Regions from separate parts of the Homo sapiens genome. Here region 1 is linked to region 2. A link is a contact called in ENCODE Hi-C or POLR2A ChIA-PET data. All regions are on one chromosome and are shown on one strand. Each heading gives the region's core, a stretch centred on a gene start or an enhancer-like site at or near the end of the contact. The rest is flanking DNA. Distances are from core to core; before and after follow the strand shown.

The links. A loop is a pair of places that touch in the nucleus more often than their neighbours do. ChIA-PET counts read pairs that join two places held with the same protein, here RNA polymerase II (POLR2A). Pooled maps may share reads with other maps.
Region 1: a loop to region 2 is called in a map of aorta, with 2.5 times the contacts of the local background. The contact joins two enhancer-like sites. A Hi-C loop is called at or near these places in 1 of 168 maps with a recorded cell type or tissue (aorta) and 4 of 50 pooled maps. POLR2A ChIA-PET finds 5 or more read pairs at or near these places in 1 of 52 experiments (MCF 10A).

The regions. Positions count from the first base shown.
Region 1 is chr10:7,304,538-7,311,298 of GRCh38, reverse strand. All of the region lies in intron 4 of SFMBT2 (Scm like with four mbt domains 2), which reads left to right. Among named protein-coding and RNA genes, the nearest start is that of SFMBT2, 100 kb to the left of the region's middle. Within about 2 kb of position 5,043, at least 5 of the 41 ENCODE cell types and tissues checked have a DNase peak (open chromatin) inside an H3K27ac peak, as active enhancers do.
Region 2 is chr10:7,230,079-7,236,682 of GRCh38, reverse strand. All of the region lies in intron 9 of SFMBT2 (Scm like with four mbt domains 2), which reads left to right. Among named protein-coding and RNA genes, the nearest start is that of SNORD129, 47 kb to the right of the region's middle. Within about 2 kb of position 2,907, at least 2 of the 41 ENCODE cell types and tissues checked have a DNase peak (open chromatin) inside an H3K27ac peak, as active enhancers do.

The DNA.
Region 1 (6,761 bases), core at 3,794-6,293, 72 kb before region 2:
TGTTTAGCTCTAGATTAATCTTGTTAAGTTCAAAGAGGGCAATTATGTTCTTAGTAATTCAGGTGCTCGATAGACTGGGAAGAAGAGATTTGTTCTGTGTACAATTACATGGATTGTATAATGGGACATCTTAAGATTTAGAATGAAACAGTTTGTTTTTTTTTTAGGGGAAACTTTGTAATTGTAACCCTGGCTGACAGTTTAGTTTGTTTTGTTTTATTTTGTTTTTGTTTTGTTTTTTTTTTTTTTTTTTGAGATGGAGTTTCTCTTGTTGCCTAGGCTAGAGTGCAATAGCACGATCTTGGCTCACTGCAACCTCTGCCTCCCGGGTTCAAGCGATTCTCCTGCCTCAGCCTCCTGAGTAGCTGGGATTACAGGCGTCCGCCACCATGCCCAGTTAATTTTTTGTATTTTTAGTAGAGATGGGGTTTCACCAGGTTGGCCAGGCTGGTCTCGAACTCCTGACCTCAGGCGATCCGCCCACCTTGGCCTCCCAGAGTGCTGGGATTACAAGCATGAGCCACCGCGTCTAGCCCTGGCTGACATTTTTTGCACACGAAGCCTTTTTTTCAAACCTGCCTGTTTCCTCTATGGAGCTAGCATGTAGTCAGAAAATGCACAGCAACTTCATATGAGCCTTAGCAAAAGAAAATTCTGAAGAAGATCCATTTAGGAAGAGGAAAAATCAGACAGACTTTGCCAAAAGTAAATGTCAGTGATTCCTGAGTTACCCACCCCTTTCATCAATTTCATCACTGTTTTTCCTCATTAGAACAGATAGAGAATGGACTACTGTATTAAAATGTTTAGATGTACCCTTTATCACTGTCTGTTTCTTTCATTGCTTGAGGAGGTAGGACAGAAACAAAGTTCACCTTTCAGCTCAGGAAGGTAAGTGCCTTGGGCACGGGGTGCACTAACCGTGGCATGAGATCCCAGCAGTTGGAATCGGCATCTTGGGACATGGAGTTCTCAGCGCCTGGCATTCATGCCCGGTTTTGCACCTTGTTCTGGTTTGGGCATTTCCCCTCTGGCGTGGGACAGCATGATGTGTCCTTGTCGGAGAGGTCTTTCTGTGTACCGAATCAACATGTGACATTTGGCTAGACAGCATCAAGTTAATATAGATGTTTGAAACTGTTCACCAGGTGCTCTCTCTAAACCAGTGGTTCCCAACTAAGGAGGATTTTGTTCCCCAGGTTATATTTGGCAATATCTGGAGACAAGTTTTGTTGCCACAACTGGAGGCAGTATTATTGGCATTAGTGTGTAGGACCCGGGGTACTGCTAAACATCTGCAGAATACAGCGCTGTCCCCTACAACACAGAGTGATGTGGTCCAGAGTGTCAATAGTGCTGATACTATTAAAAAACCCTGGTCTAGACTGGAGCCATCTCTGGGCTTACTAAGGGCATATTTAGGTCTTTTGGTCTTTACTGGTTTTTCTGGCTGAATTGTCTTTGGTTTTTCATTGTTACAGACACCCACCTCCTCCTCCTCCTTTCTTGAAAGGATTATTATGGATGTAAGAGGCTATGCGTAGGACATTTACTGAATTACTATTTTAACATGAGAGTAAGGCGAGCATATATGTTCCCTTATAAAAATGTAGTAGGGTAAGTAACAAGGGCAGGTTCAGGGTGCCTCAGTAGCTGCTGCGACAGGTCAGCACATCTCAGGGCCTGATGCTGTGATGTTTAATTTTGTTGATCCTGTCACAGTCCAATGTGAGGGACAGACAGCTTTTCCTATACACCCCCGTTCCATGTGCCAGCTATCTTCTATCCTGGGGCCCTGCCATCTTTGTCAGGCCTCGTCCTCCTCTGCATTCAGCTGGAGATAGGAAAGAAAGAGCTTGGAGAAAGCACAGCTTCACTTTTCACGGGTGAGAATCAGCCCTGTGGCTTTAACTGAGAGGCAGCAGACCTGGACAATGTGTACCTGGCTGATGAGACCATCAATCTCTGACATGGATTATGTGAACAGATATTGGTCAGTCCACAAATGTTTACACAGCCGCTTCATAACAGTGACAAAGACCGACGTCTTGCTCCAGCATTCAGGCAGGAGAAGGTCCCCCTTCCTTGCAGGAATAAGGTTAGCCCTTTGTTCTATGCAGTTCTTCAACTGATTAGATGAGGTCTATCCACATGACGGAGGGCTGTCCACTTTACTCAGTCTACAATTTCAAATGTTAGCCTCTTTCGGAAACACCCTCGCGGATGCACCCAGAATAATGTTTGGCCAAATATCTGGGCACCTCGTGGTCCAGTCAAGTTGACACATAAAATTAACTGTCATGACCATTGAACTTGAGGATCCTTTCACATGTTTTCTAGCCATTTGGATATCCATTTCTGGGAAGTGCGTAAGTGTCTTTGCTCATTTTTCTTCTTTCTACTGGTCTGTAGTTCTTTATTGATCCGGCATTAGTTATGTGTTGCAGAATCAGTTGATTGTTTACTGTGCAGGCTTCTGTAGTGTGAGAGAGTTCATGTGTAACTGGTAAGTACAGCATTCATGTCTGCATAATGTAAAAGTGGGCCCACTTTCCCGGTAGCTTCCCCAGCACGTTAATGTTTTACATCAAGTAATAGCCGCTGATCACCAGCTACCTTAGCACAGCTGAAATGAGAGAGCTGCAGGGGAGCCAGGACTATCACATTGCCATTCACCTTACATTCTTTCTGTTGGTGACCTTGGGTCATGTGCTTTTTCTTGGAAGTTTTATGTCCCCATCTCCAGCATCCTTGGACATTTGTCCTTGGCCCCATTAATGTAGCATTTTCAACCCTTCCTTATATTTCTCTCCATCAAGTGACCTCCACCTTTCAATTTTTTTTTTAAGGAAAAGGTCTAAATTTATTGTAGTATTTATTAGGTATGTAACATGCCTTTTAATAGGTGCTAAATTTTTGTTGTTGTTTGTTTGTTTTTTGAGATGGGGTCTCTCTCTCCATCGCTCTGGAGAGTGCAGTGGTGCAATTATAGCTCATTGCAGCCTCTACTTCCTGGGCTGAAAATGATCCTATGGCATCAGCCTCTCAAGAAGCTGGGACTAGAGGCGTGTACCACCAGGCCTGGCTAATTTAAAAAAAATGTTTTTATAGAGATGGAGTCTTGCTCTGTTGCCTGGGCTGGTCTCAAACTCCTGGACTGAAGGAGTCCTTCTGCTTCAGCCTCCTGAGTCTCAGGCACTATAGGCACGAGCTGCTGCACCTGGCTTACATGCTAATGTTATGGTGAGGATGTTAGGATTATTACTATTTTTGTAAGTTATGTGGCTTTGAGAATTCTTCCCTAAACCTTAGTTTTAATAAGCTGTCTTATTTTCAGCACTCATATTTGCAAAATGGGACACTTTTCAGGAACAGATATGTGATATTATAGCAGAAATTCTTGCTTTTAATAGTTTGTGGCTTGTAGTTTTCTTTTTAATGACTTCTTAGTGGATGGAAATTCTTAATTTTACTAAGCTGATTTTATTGATCTTTTATGCTTTCTGTGTCTCCAGTAAGAAATCTTTTCCTCTTCCACATGGATAGCAAAAATGTATTCTATATTCTTGTTCTCCAACAGCTTTGTAGTTTTGCCTTTCCCATGTAAGTCCTTAGTTCAACTGGAATTGATTTTCAGGCAGTGCATATAGCAGAAGACTAATTTCTTTTTTCTCCATACGGATAAACCAGTTGTCCTAGAACTATTTATCAGAGAGTCTGTTCTCCCCCTACTGATGTATGGAGCCAGTTCTAACCATTAATTGGATTTGTCTATTTGTTTGACTTCTCTATTTCATTTCACTAGTTTGTCTAGTCTCTTTATCTATACTGTATCTTTAAAGTTGTTTATGTATGACTGCTTTTGTCATCTGTATGGCAGGGTCCCTAGTTTGTTGGTGTTCTTGAAGAGTGTTTTGGCTCTCCTTGGGACACTTTACTTCCATATAATTTTTAGAATTGGGTTATCTAGTTCTACAAAAGAAATCTGTTGGGATTTGGATTGGAATAGGGTCGACTAAATCGTTTTAAGGAAAATGTACATCTTTATAATACTGAGTTCTCTAATCCATGAACATGGTATGTATTTCCTTTGTTTACATCTTCTTTTATGTATTTTTATAAAACATTGTAGTTTTCTGTGTAATAGTTTTCTACCTTTTAGAAGATTTATTCTTATATATTCTATGTGTTTTGAAGCTTATGTAAATGGTATCTTTTAAAATTTATATTTTTCTAAGTGCTGTTTGCATGAATATTTTTGTATCAATAGTGAGACTTAAAGGACATTTTGCCCTAAGGTATGCCATATTTTCTACCCCATGGTTATCAGGGATGCTTTGGCATGAGGATGGTGGCTTGGTAATTTTAGCTGTTTCCTCTCTCCCCATATGCAATGTAAATGACATGCATTTTTAACTTCAGCCAGTATAGTAACACACTTATTGATAATCTAGAAGTTGCTAGCATTGCACAGAGCATCCTGGAGTAGGGACAATGTTTTCTCTTTTCCTCTTTGTCATTTGTCATATCATTTTCTCTTTCCTTCCTCTTTTTTTTCCCCCCTTTTCTTGGCTTCATCTTCTGTATCATTTTTTTTTTAGTTGCTATTTGTGGCATATATTATATTTGTAGATGATTATTATTAATTCTTTTAAAGCATCCTTGATTTGATGAATTATAGATATTATCTGATCCATTGTATCCTACTCTTAGAATACCTGCTTCTTCTGGAAACTCTACAGCGGGGGTTAGCGAACTTTTTCTGTAAAAGGCCACAGAGTAAATATTTTGGGCTTTGTGGGCCATCTGGTTCCTGTTGCCGCTACTCAGTTCACTGTTGTGGCACGAGAGCAGCCGTGAGCAATACATAAATGAATGACGTGGCTGTGCTCCAATAAACTTTATTTACGGACACAAAAATTTGAATTTCATATAATTTTCATATGTCATGAAATATTGACTTTTCCAACCATTTAAAAATGTGAAAAACACTCTTGGCTTCTGAGCCTTGCAAACACAGGCAAGTGCCGGGGGTGGGTGGAGTTTGGCCTGAAAGCCACGCACAGTTCACTGAAGCCTGCCGGAGAGCACTCTGTGTGTGCCTCTAACTGAAGACTGACTCCACACACTTGTCATTGACTGGGGCATGGTTAATGGCTTCTTTTTGACCCCTATGAACATAAATTGAATCTTTGCAACATTAAGGTACAGGTATGGCTTAATGAAAGGCTGCCTTTCTAAGTCAGTTGGAAAACGAGTCCATTTTAAGTTGATCTGAAATACTTAGAGTTTAGTAAATAAATGAGCTATATCAAATATGTGTAACACTGAAGGCTAATTTCTTTCAGACTCTGCTTTGAATCGTGTTCCAGTAATTGGGGCAACCCATAGAGATGGTTTTGTTTTACTTCCCCACACTGTTCCTGCTGTGTTCTGAATGAGGAAAGAGGGATTTGGAAAGGTTAAGTGATTTCACTGGAGTCACAAAACGTGCAGAAATTGGAACATAACCAGTTCAGTCCAGTGCCATTTCTACTTTTGTCGCCTTGCCTCTCCTGCATTCTTCTAGAAAATTTGAGTCTCCCGAAAGGGTAGACCTTTGCTAAGTCAATGGTGCAGTATTGATAAGGCTGCCCCAGACTGCCAGTTAGGTATCTGGTTTTCCCGTTGATTTCACTCTGTCTGGATGATCTTCCTTCCTGGCTAGACAGGGATCAATTTTCCTGTTTCCTTGCATCATGCCTACCATAATGGTGCAATTTATTTTCTTGTTCAATGCTTGCTGAATACTACGCAAGTCAGAGACAGCTTGCTAGGGGGCTGGAGGTGGGCCCAATAAAATATCATCCCTGTTTCTCACAGGAGTTTATAATATAGTGGAGGACCCACAGGTACTTAATTAATGACAGGATACAGGAACTCGGGGAGGGAGACACTGCTGAGTTATTGTTCATGTATGGAAAAAGCTTCTGTAAAAGAACCTAAATATCATTTATAGAATCTAGCACACTGGCTTCAATGCTGATAGCCTGTCATTTAATCATCATGCCAAGTACTTTGCACGTGGAAAGAAGACGATTGCAGGTGATGTCGCCTCCCTAATTGTAGGTTGATCCTTGAAGGTTTATTTTTGAGATTCAGTAATTACCCGAGTAAGCAGCATGGGTAGAATTTTTTTGCAATGCCTTTTTTCACAGTTTTGCTAAAAGAACTTCCACTTTAATACTTTACTAATGAACACAGGCGCTCTTTCTGTAGAAGGAGAGGGACTCTGAGCTAGGAGCTGATGCTCCTGTTGTCACTCCTGAAAAGAAAAGGGAGGAAGATAACTCTGTTGGTCCTCCTGCCATGCTGTTTCTGGAGCCTGTCCTCCCAGGGGTGCAACTGTCCTGTTTCTTCTCACGTAATTAGGAGGTGACTGACATGGAGAGCTGTCTCCTTTAGGCACAGGGTGGGACCTGTCTTATTCCAAATGTAGATTTAGTAGTACTTTGGTACCCGGTGGTGTTTGTCCCTCTTCTCTGTCCAGACAAGAGATTTCCTTCTCCTTTCCTGAATTTGTTTTTGACATGAATCTTTGGAGTTAGAATTTCTCTCTCTGATGGACGGCATCGATAGGATATTTAGGCATAGTTAAATCGTATTCAGTATATTTCATATCTGTAAAGTCTAAGGGCCTGGACAGCCATTCCTCACTGAGCTATTGCTGTTACTCAAATGAGTTTGGGAGTTCTGACACTGATTTGTTAAAGGTCCCTTGG
Region 2 (6,604 bases), core at 1,658-4,157:
TTTCCATGTTTAGCTCTGTAACCTACTTGACATTGATTTTTGTATTGGCATGAGGAAGGAAAACTATCTTATTTTTCTTGCTTGAATTGAATTGAAGTTTTTCATTTCCCCACTTGTCTCTGCATCGTTTGTTGAATGGTCTGCTGTTTCCTCTTTGATTTATAATGCCACCACTGTCATGGATCCATCCCTTTGTGGGTGTGACTCTTAACCCTGTTCTTTTTTATTCTGCCTCTTCAGTCTGTTTGTATAGCCCTGAACAAATTGTTATTACTTTATAATAATATAGTCTTGATATCTATTGTTGAGTCACTTTTTCTTTATTTTTGTTCAAAATTTTTGGTTATTTTTGGCAGGCCATTCTTGTACATTAATTTTAGCATTGGTTTGTAAGGTTCTATAAAGAGTCCCATTGGATTTCGGCATTGTGTTGAATTTATAGACTTAGAAAAATTGATATTTTCTTATATTATCTTTTTATAGCTTGCAATCTTTTCTTGGAATATTTCCTAGGTACCTTATCCTTCTGCTTGCTGTGGTGAATGGGATTTCTTTTCATTTCTTATTGGCTGTCAGCTGGTATAAGAGAGTACCACTAATTTTGTATATTTATGTCATATCTAGCTACCTTTCTAAACTGTCTCAAAAACAGTTTGTGTAAGATATGACTTTTGTGATACTTGACAGTTTGGGAAAACTGTCTTATAAACCTATCTGGAGCTGTTGATGTTGTTGGTGTTTTATTGAGTGTGAATTTATTTCCTTTCGTGGATATAAGTTTAGTCAGGGTAACCATTTGTGAGATAGTTTTGGTAATGTACATGTATTTTACAGTATTGTCTGTTTCAGCTGTATTTTCAGATTTATTGCCACATCAGTTGGTCAGGTCAAGTTTATTTATTGAAGTATTCAGATATTCTATATCCTCACTGTATTTTTATCTGTTGTTCTGTAAATTTCCAAATGGTACTTTAAAATATCATTTTGAGATTGAGGATTTGTTAGCTTCTCTTTGTTTTTGTGATGGATATGTTTGTGCAGGGTGTGTATGTGGGGTGTGTGTGTGTATCTAATATGTGATGTGTATGTGTGGTACGTCTGTGTGGTATGTGTCTGTATGTGTGTGCTGTGTGGTTGCGTGTGTGTGTGTGTGGTATGTAGTGTGTGGTGTGAGTGTGTGTGTTTGAAGTTGTGTTAAGGTGTTCAGATTCAGGATCATTAGACTGGCGGAAGCACTCTTTTTTCCTGATAAGGCATTTTGCATTAAAGTTCATTTCTCTGCCCTCCCTCAAGTTGGTTAGTTTCCTTATGTGGTTTGTGATTGTTGATTATGAACTAATTTCAGTGGTGGTTGTTATTTATGTGGCAGTTCCATGTGCCCTGGATTGAAGTCATCTCTATTTATTTGTTACTGTCTCTATCCATCCACTAGGAAATAAACTTCATAGGGTCAAGGGTATTTTTTTAATCTCTTTTGTTCACTGCTGCATCCCCAGCACCAAAAACAATGTCTGGTCCATGAGGGTGTCCCTGATTATTCAAGGAATGAGTGGCTGAATTTGATATTAATTTCTCAGTCTGTGTCCCACGGAATTGGAAAGCTGGACCCCACATCCGTGTGTGCCACTGGCCTGGGGAAGTGCATGATCTCCTTTTTTCTTCTTCAGAACCCCAGGTAGGTAGCCCATCTCTGCTGCCTCTCTGATCCAGTCAGCTTAGTTTGTCTGGTTCTATTTTCATAGACTGGGCTGCTGCCTGGGGCCAGCTGTAGATAGTAGCCTCGGGTCCTCCTGCTCATCTCCCTTGAACCAGGCTGTTGTCTGCCCTCTGTGAGCTGCTCACTGCTCAGCTCTGGCTTTCAGGGCTCTTTCAGGTTTTGGTTTTTTATTTTTTACTTTTTTTTTGGTGTCTGGAGATTTTCTTCTCTTTTGACTTGGGCTATGTAATTTTTCAAAATTATATTTCATCTGATATCTGTAGGGAGACTGTCAGATCGTCCCGCCCGGCTACTGGACTTGGAAGCAAGTCTCATTTCTAGCTTTCTGATTCATTCTTGAGCAAAACGGTCACTTTTGATTGAAAAGAGTTGGTATAGTAAAACTCTCTAGGTCATTTTTAATATCTGAAAATACTTCTGATTGTTGAAAACTAAGAAGAACCTTTTATGTTATCCTTAAATTCACTTCATTCTTCAGGATCTGTAAGATATTTTTGCCATTGACAGCTGATATTTATATGATGTTAGACCCCATCCTGGGCACATACCTGTGTCCCGTAACATTGTGTTTATAATTCAGAATAACATGTAGAACATTCCCTCAGCAGAGAAGTATATTAAGTGTCATACCATGACCAAGATGAAATACTTCTCAACATAATGTTTTAAAAGATAAGGAAGGCGGTAGGGCTAGTGCTTATATTATTGTCTTCTTTGTTTCTCTTCCTTATTTTCTGTTTGTTTGTTTGTTTTTTTCCTGCACTGTTCCATGAACGTAAAAACACAGAGTAATTCAATTGGGAATGAATGAAAGTGTCACTTTTAAAGACCAGTATCAAGGAAGGCTTGAAACTGAACATCACCCAAGACTGTGGAGGTAGCTAGAAGATTTCAAGAGGGAGGTTGTAGTTTTTTAGCAAACAGCATCGACAAGAACAAATGCTTTAGTCAGTCGCTGATGTTTGCTGTCCTGCCTGTAAGCCTGCAATGTACACAAACTCCTTTGTGAAACAGGTGGAGGCAATGTTGAGAAAGTTGTTTTCTGGAATAGACAGACTGGCTCCTGGGACAGGTTCTGCCAGCTGAGGTCTGTGCAATCTTGCCTCCCTGCCAGGGCCATGGGACATTCATCCCCTGAAGGGTTGCCACAGAGCCCCTGGCTTTAGTGGGTGTTCAAGGAATGTTGGTTGCCTCAAAAACAACAAAAACTTGGGCTTGAAAGGAGAAAGATCAGCTGTCAATTGGAAGAGTAAGGCATTGCAAAAATGCCCCGAAGTGCTGCTCTGTGAGTTGTGAAACTTTCTCAGAAAGGACTGAGAACCTGTTCTTAGAACTTAGGTTCTGTTGCATCAACATTTATGCACATATCTGGGTCCTGGTATTTGCTGACTTTGAAGATGATTGTATCACTTTTCCTTTCCAAGGGAGGTGGAACTGAAAACTAAATAAGCTTGCTATTTACACATGCTCTTCTAACATTTAATAGAGTAAACATTCTCTGGGGTGAGGAAGATCTCTCTATGGAGCTGTTTGCTCTGCAGTAGTGAGATCTTCAGAGCCTTCTTCCCTCACTCTCTGAGTGTCCCTCCATCCTTGCTTTTACCTCACTGTGTTATCGGTGTCAGGCTGTGTGTCTGTTACTCCCAGTAGTCGCTGGAGCCTGAGGATTTTGACACGTTACCAAATTGACATCTACAGTGGTTTTTTAAAGTTCCACTCCCACCACAAACACATAAAAACGCCTGCTTCCTAACAGCCTTTAGAATGGTGGATTCTTAGTGTTGTTTTTCATTCTGCCAGCCAGGTAGATAGCAAACATGGTATTCCTTTGCTATTTTTATTTTTTATTAAGATTGTATATGTATTTTTCGTAGCCACCCAGGATAGAAGAGGAGTTTTTATTCCTGCATGTCTCTTTTGTTAGAGAGAGAATTTTTTTCTGTAAACCCTTCTCCTACCCATCTTAAGCCTCCTGAAAAGGGCATATGGCTACCATGAGCATCTCAAGATGGTCCTGATTCACTTCCTCCAGGAACTGGATAAAGTCAGGATTCTACTGGCAAAGCTGGAGGAAGGCTGAGGGGAGGCAGTCATGGTGTATTTCATGTGCTGAGTGGACTCTGGATTGATCGACCAATGCCTTAATTACCATTTAAAATAGGGCAAAGATTCTGTGTTTTCAAATAATTTTTTATTAATGAAATAATTTTGTGATCATTATTAAAAACTTGGAAAAATACAAAGAGGTCAAAGAAGAAAGTAGCCAAGAGTCCCACCACCCAACAATTATTGTAATATTTATTATTAAGGTTTTTGTACATTTTCTCTGGTCTTCATCTTTGCATATTTTATATGAATCTAATAATTCTGTATATGTTTATAGCAGTCTTTTCATCTAAAGCCATAGCAGTTATTTTTTATGAATTTTTTAAAACTACGTGCCGTTTCATGCCTGTGTGGCATTCTACAGACTTGGAGAAGTCTCATCTCATTTTCTATTACTGCACAGAAGGTTATTTCATTTTTTTTCCTCCAGTGTTACCAGTCATAATGCCGTAAGTGTCTTCATGTATAACACCTTTTTCAGTTTTTAGGGTCATTTTTATGGGATAAGTTCCCAGAAGTGAAATGGTTGCGTCAAAGGGTAGGAGTTTTTTTTTAATGCCAAATAGTTTTTCCAAAGAATTGTCCATTTACACTGCCAATAATGATGTGTGCAAATAGAGCTGTTTTATGTCAATTAGTTTGTATCCGAGGGAAATGGGTCATCAACCTCTTCCCTTTTGGACCTGTAAGGGTTGAAACTTCATTCAGAATAAACACTAATAAAAGCTTAAATAAGTCTAATGGTTGTGGTTCAACAGTCTCTCAGGGAAGCTTGCTGCAAAGTTTAATTGCCTAAGGGGTTTTATTTCCTTTCATTTTCTTCTCCCCTCTGCTGTTTTCCTCCCTCCCTCCAGGTTTAAAATGTGTTTTCCTGGCCACAGTTAAGCCTTAGTACGTCTTGTTCTGTCTTTGTTGATTAATGAGTATAATTGACCCTGTCATCTCTATTATACCATCCACAGCAATTTGTTTTTATGTCGCAGTTATTTTCTGAGCTGTCACAAAACTGCCTTACAAAGACAGCTCATTATCAGCCCAAAGGAAAAGAATTTGAAATGATGAAGTGAGTAAAGGTCCCGAAGAGGAGGAGGAGGAGGGGACAGAGGAGTCTAAGCTGTTGGAATGTCAGGGAAATGAGCAACATTGTTCTAGGGACGGAATAATTAACTGTTGCTTACAACATAGCCAGCAAGACTTGATTTTATCTAGAAATTATCAGATTAGAAATGGCTCTCCATAGACAGAGTGTGGAGGACTGGGTGAATAGATAGAAGGCCTGAATGTACGTCCAAGAAAACACGAGGCATGACATTTTAGAGAGTGGGTTGAAGCTCATTAGAAGTTAGTTATAGAAAGCCCAGCTTAATGTCTTTGTGTAGGGAATAGCGGTGACTTCCAGGTGGGAAAGTTTTATCTGAACATGTATGGACCATAAAGATTACCCACATGCCAGGCTGTGTCAGAAAATGCTTTGCTATTTTTCTATATAGTTTTCTCTCATTTCCCTCCTCCCCACCCCAGGGATCTCATCTAGTTTTCTTCACTCTTGAAATTAACTCAGGAAATAGCAGAGGTCCAGGAAGAGATAGTGGAACAGAAGGAGATCTTGACTTTAACAAAGTCCGTCTTCCAAAACCCCAGACAGATGGGATCATTGTGTTACAGAGATGTGTCTTCACAGATGGAGTCGTGAGTCTTCTTAGAGGAATGCCTTGTTAGGTAACTGCTCGTCATCCAGCCACGTTACACTTTTCTTTTAGGAGCAGAGAAGGGAATTAACCACAGAGAGTTGGGGGAAAAAAATCCTTAGTAGCAACAGTAAAATAATTAGTGATGGTGGTTCTGAATCATAGAATGTGACAGCAGAGGGATCTAAAAGCTTTTCTCTTTATTTACTTTATTTTATTTATTTTTATTTCGTGTTTTGAGAGACAGAGTCTTGCTCTGTTGCCCAGGCTGGAGTGCAGTGGTGTGATGTTGGCTCACAGCAATCTCCGCCTCCGGGTTCAAGCAATTCTCCTGCCTCAGCCTCCTGAGTAGCTGGGATTACAGGCATGCACCACCACTCCCGCCTAATTTTTGTATTTGTAGTAGAGACAAGGTTTTACGATGTTGGTCAGGCTGTTCTCAAACTCCTGACCTCATGATCTGCCTCTGCCTCAGCCTCCCAAAGTGCTGGGATTATGGGTGTGAGCCACCGCACCCAGACGCTTTTCTTTTTATTTTGTGAATTTGTAGATGAGGAAAGTGGGGCACAGAAGATTTAATCTACTTTTTCCTGGCTCCCTCCCATTACTGGGAGAGCTGGGTCTTAAACCCAGATACCCTCTTCTCCAGTTCCAGGCCCTTTGTCCTGTTAAGAAACTTCTCCGTTTGACGTGTCTTGAGGCTAATTCTTCTACAGTAATATGAGGCTTTGATCCAGACAGCTCCAGAGAAACTACGCTCAAAGTGGAGGGTTTTCTTAATTGTAGAGAAACTCACATTACATTACCTTGTTTGTGAGATGTGTTCTGTTGTATTCAGAAAGGTTCAGAAGAAAGTCGGCTCTGGTCCTGTCTAGAAATCTTTGATGCAGGAGCCATTTAGCTGGAGGGGAGCTTTAGAGAGAAGGGCAGGAGAAAGGGCAGGTGGAAGAACTCGAAGAACCTCTTTGAAAGTGGCTGGAAAGAATTTTCAGTCTTTATAGAATGAAACAGCTGTCTTAAGAAAGAAGGGGACCTGCCACTGATGGTCAGCAGGATATGGGAAGGTCACGGGTCAGTCTCTGGGACCCAAGAA